Regions from separate parts of the Homo sapiens genome. Here region 2 is linked to region 1. The links are chromatin contacts, found by Hi-C in ENCODE. All regions are on one chromosome and are shown on one strand. Each heading gives the region's core, a stretch centred on a gene start or an enhancer-like site at or near the end of the contact. The rest is flanking DNA. Distances are from core to core; before and after follow the strand shown. Region 1 overlaps CRYZL2P-SEC16B (CRYZL2P-SEC16B readthrough). Region 2 holds the start of TEX35 (testis expressed 35).

Region 1 (2,556 bases), core at 24-2,523:
ATATTAATGAATTTTGGGGTCTCGGTTTGGGGGAAGATTTGGGGGATGGATAAAAGGCTACATATTCGGTACCATGTATACTGCTGGGTAATGGGTACACTAAAATCTCAGAAATCACAACTAAGTAACTTATCCATGTAACCAAAAGCCACCTGTACTCCAAAAACGATTAGAAAAAAAACCCAGTCCCACTCATCTCACATATACTCATTCATTCATGATTTATTTTATTCATCAAACATTCACTTTATGTCAGTCAATAAAAAGTAAGATTTAGTCTTGCCCATGAGGAGTTTATGTTTTAGTTGGGAAGATCTCAGGACAGTACTATGATGGGGGAGAGCCAGTTTCTAATGAATGCACACATCAATATGATATATTTAGAAAACTCTAGGTTACTTTGATTATTCCTGATTGATGAACTAGTTAAAAATTCCAACAGCAGAACCTTCATATCCTAAAACAAAAGCAGTGTTTTTATCTTGCTGCAAATTCCAGGTTGCATATCTCCAGAGACAAATTTAATTATGGCTTCATCCACCTGAAGGCAGAAAACCAGAGTGCTGGGAACAGCCTGTGTATCTATTACACCTAGGCATCAGTATTGTACAGTCTTCCTCTCTGTAACACAGCCTGTAGAATCCAGGAGGAAAGCGTCCCTAGTCTATCTGAAGTAGCTATCAAAAGACTCTGGTCTAAAGCCATGCATTTTACTTTTTAGTTTCTCACTCAGAGCCTTATCACTTTTATTAAACTTCCAGTCCTTAACACCACTGAGAGTCTGTTTTCCCAGCCCGGACAGAGACCACCAGGTAGAAAGGGACAGAGTTGGGTTATTTTTAGAAGCAGCTACAGTTACAACAGAAGTGGCAACTGGACATGGAGAGGTGACAGAATATCAGAAAAATAGAAGGTAAAATAATGGATGTTCAAAATTTTGAAATGCTGAAGTCATGGAACAAGATTATGCTTTCCCCCAGTATTCTCTGTAATAGAAGTCACAGAAATATGTGATACATTTTAATAAAGATTTTTATGCAAAATGATTAAAATTAGCTTGAGCATTTGAAGGGACAGCTTTCTTTTTATGTTAACATTTATTTGCAGAAGACCTTGACTCCCTTAGGATGCCAGGTGAAAAAGTATCACTAGCTTTAATAATATTTATTTTCTCAAGTATTTTCTATTGTCGGGCTATGACACATCTCTGGGAACAAGTTACTTCTAACTGACAGGGAGAATGATGCAGCTGTGAGTCACCTGGAAATGACTGACAGGGGGGATGAGTGTTTCAAACATCTGTCTTAGACCTCTTCCACCTCCTCGTCGAGAGTCTAAACTTGCTTAGATGGGAAAGGTCTCTGTAAGGCACAGAGCTCTGAAAAACAGATGTTTTCAGAGGATTTCATGCAGGGATTTCATGCAGCAGAGAGATTGCCATGATTGATTTGTTCCTGTACTTATTTTACTTTATTTTTTGTATTTTTTTTTTTTGAGAATCTCAAACGGAAAGGGTTGATTAATCATAATCGTCATTTCAAAGTACATTTTCATTGTTGGGCCATGGACAGCTGATCTTTTGTTTTTATGTCTGTATATTTATGAATGTCTGTATTATTCCCTTTCCCCTCATTTCCCACTGCCTCTCCCCACCTTTTCCTTCCTTCTGAGCCAGTCTGTGATGAGTTTGATATGCATCTTTGGATTTGCATTTCCTTGTAAAACAAATAGAGTTAATTTGTGTGTTAATTTCTTTTTAAGTTACATAAATGGTGTTATGCACTAGACCTTGTTCTGTTTCATATAACTCAGTCGGTGCTTTTTAAGATCCATCTGTGTTGCTGTTCCTGTATCCAGTTCATTGCTTCCCACTGTTACATCGTGGTGCATCGTATGCATCCACCACAGTTTATAGATTCATTTTCTACTGATAAACTTTGCGGTTGACTTGATGCCCTAATCAAATCATAATAATCAGTATGGCAGTAAACAGACTTATTGCACAACCTTAGGGACTTGTGCAAAGGTCACGTTGGGGTTATTTTCCCAGGTGTAGATTGTTGGGTCATAGGATGTATGCATACTTAATTTGACTGCCAGTTACTCTCCAGAATGACTTGACCAGTTTATGCCTCTATCGTCAATCAGTACGTGAGAATTCTTGTTTATTTGTCACCCTGTTGATATGTCCAACGTTCAGAATTTTGCCAAACTGGTAAGGCGTAAAGTGGCATCTTACTATTTTACTTTGAATTTTCCTGATTTCTAATACATTTAAGTATCTCTTTATATATTTGGTATCCATTCAGGTTTCCAGTGCTTTGAATTGCAATTTAAGCTCTTTGTGTAGTTTTCTATTGGGCTTCCTGTCTTTGGGTTTTGTTCTTGTTTTTTTGAGATGAGGTCTTGCTCTGTCACCTAGGCTGAAGTGCAGTGGCACAATCATGGTTCACTGAAGGCTACCTCTGGGCCTCAAGCAATCCTCCCAAATTCAAGTGAGTTCCTACCTCAGCCTCCTGAGCAGCCGGGACTACAGGCATGTGCCACCATGCCTGG
Region 2 (2,556 bases), core at 26-2,525, 500 kb before region 1:
CTTGTCCTTCAGCTCTCAGCTCAAAGGAAGGCCTTTCCCTACCACCCACTCCACGGCAGCCACTCAGACATGTCTCCCTGTCTTGATTCCCAGCAGAGCAGGTAACACTGCTGAATGAGTCCTTGTTCGTTTATGTATCTGATTGGTTACAGTGTGAAGTTCTATGAGAGCAAGAACTCTCAGTGCATCCCCCAGCACCTGGGACAAATCTTGGCCACTAGGATCAGCAAATGACCCCTGACTCCTGGTCACTTCCCCATGGATCTCAGGCCTGGCTGCCTGCATGGCCTCAAAAGGGCTTCTTACTTTGGTCGGCTCTGGCTTCAATTCCAGGCAAACTGCCTTGTAGTTCTTGCTCTGCAAAAAGAGGAGACTGAGATTCAGGCTGGCAGACATCAGGATTGGGGAGGAGAACATCTGGCCCTTGCACGGGAACCCTGCCCCCTGCCCCCCACAACCATGCAACCCTGCCTGTCCAACTGGCTTGAGCTCAGGCTCACAGACCCCGCAGCACCCGGATCCGATTCCTAACAAATCACATCTTGTCGTGCTGTCCTCTTCCTATGGGCGTGTGTCTGCCTATTTGGCAGGCAGCCCTCTCCCTGCTGGAGGCGCCAGCGTGGAGAAAGCACTTTAAGATAACTAGAAGCAAGCCCCGGAAGTGTTGTTTCCAGAGCAAGGGCTTTGGCCATAGGCAGATTTGCACTATAGTCTCAGCTGACCTCTCTACTATCTCTGTTATTTTGGGTGAGTTGCTTAGCCTCTCTGAGCCCCCATTTCCTCATCTATAAAATCGACGTGATGATTATATTTATCTAATAAGGTTATTCTGAGCCTTAGCCCTGCTGGTTAGATGTGGGCCTGGCAGGCCTGGCATGGGCCGTGGAACCATGAGTGGTCTTGGAGTAGGGAGTGCTCCCTTGGCAGTGCTCCTCATCCCCAGAGGGAGGCAGCAGAGGCCTCTTTCCTTCCCACCCCCAAGGCTAGGGATTAATCCCACACCCCTTCCAGACTGAGAGGCTGCTTTATGCTCAGTACAGAGAAAGAAAAACCAGAGATTCATGCGAGCATTCTCTGTATCCCTTGCCCCGACACCATCTCCATTCAGTAGGAGCTCAGAGAGGACCCACACTGTCCAGCAATGTCTCTCTTTTACCAGATGTGTTTTCTTCAATTCTGCCCTCTTGGCCGACATGATGGAGGAGGCCAGGGTGTTCTTCAACTCCCCACAACAGCCCCTGGGACCAGGCCACTGTCCTAGGCAACTTACAGGTCAAGGTGAGGGCAGGGTGACCACCCCTTTGTGTACGGAACAGCTGAGGTCACAATGCCAGGACCCACATGGTGGTCCAGAGCGTCACCACAGCTTCAGGCCTGGGGGGCTTCGGCCACTGAGATGAGGGGTTCAGGCCAGGTTTCAGAGTCCCACCAGGCCTCCCTCTTGCAACAGAAGGAAAGTCCACACTGAGGAGGATCATGGCCTGCTACGGTCGAAGTGCAAGGCACGCGTCAGAAGCAGTGGCTCCTTCTGCAGCAGGACTCACCTACTGACTCAGAAGGACGTCCTCCAGGGACAGCCAGCTCCTCCTCTGAGCGCACAGCCCATGTCCTCTGCTGTGCGCTCCTCGCGCGAACCGACCCCACCTCGGACCGGAAGCCACCTTGGGCTGGAGGATGCCATGAAGTCTCTCTGGTTCAACGTGCATGCACCGTCTCACTTAACCTGGGTTACTCTGTATGAGGTGGGGTAGCCAGTCTCAGCAGGATGGTTTCTGATGCCTCTGACCTCACACTGCCCCTGTCCCACAACCACCCCCAGACCCCTGCCCACCTAAAAATTCTCTTTTCCTAGTTCTTCTATCATCCGGGAAGAGGGTTGGGACAAGAAGCTAAAGATAAGAAGCTTTTCGGGCAAATGAAGAATACTAAAGAAAAGGCCATTCTGCGGGTAGCCATAGTTTGTGCTAAAGTAGACAGTCAGAGGAACATGGCACCCCATGGGATAAAAAATCACTGGGGATCTGGGTTGGTGAAATTGATTTCTCTTTTCCTCTTATCACTGGTCATTCACTTCCTTCTTCCCTCTCATTTCAACTGCTAGTTGCACAGAAAAGGCCAACATGGACATCTGAGGACAGACAGCACAGGAGTACAGGAACTAATGCAAATTGCATGTGAATGACATCCCCATGCAGGCCACTACTGACCACACTTACCCTCCCATTTCACACACCTGCTTGGGACTATCCTTCCTGGAGGCCACTGGAACTTCTGGAGCCACCTGCAGCACTTCTGATGCATTTCCTAGGTGGTGATTTCCCAGCCCTGACACTGGTGACAGCTGTGGGTCTTACTCCACCATAGCCAGAGGAGAATGTGTCTGCCACTGCATCAGCGGAAGGAGAGGGAGTTGGGGGTGGTCACCAGCTTCCCAGGCTTCACTTTCCCCACTTATAAATGAGGGGCTGGAACTTTTCAGTTTCCTTGGACCTTTTAATTCAGCCCTCTCAGATCTGATGGCCTCGTGGTAGGAATGCCCTTCCTCTAAGGGAATTA

What was found. Hi-C counts contacts between places; a loop is a spot of excess contacts on that map.
Region 2: a map of vagina shows a loop between it and region 1 (4-fold over the local background). The contact joins the promoter of TEX35 here to the enhancer-like site in region 1. A Hi-C loop is called at or near these places in 3 of 168 maps with a recorded cell type or tissue (IMR-90, chondrocyte and vagina).

Annotation. Positions count from the first base shown.
Region 1 is chr1:178,010,333-178,012,888 of GRCh38, reverse strand. The region is part of intron 7 of CRYZL2P-SEC16B (CRYZL2P-SEC16B readthrough); the gene reads left to right. It also overlaps the pseudogene CRYZL2P. Among named protein-coding and RNA genes, the nearest start is that of CRYZL2P-SEC16B, 26 kb to the left of the region's middle. RefSeq lists a silencer at 1,208-1,408. Within about 2 kb of position 1,273, at least 2 of the 41 ENCODE cell types and tissues checked have a DNase peak (open chromatin) inside an H3K27ac peak, as active enhancers do.
Region 2 is chr1:178,511,828-178,514,383 of GRCh38, reverse strand. It overlaps TEX35 (testis expressed 35), which reads right to left and starts at 1,275. Exons shown (of 9, transcript NM_032126.5): 1 at 1,157-1,275; 2 at 307-357. The coding sequence starts at 1,195. LOC101928866 (a long non-coding RNA gene) reads left to right here and starts at 1,334. Exons shown (of 6, transcript XR_001738307.2): 1 at 1,334-1,742; 2 at 2,102-2,308.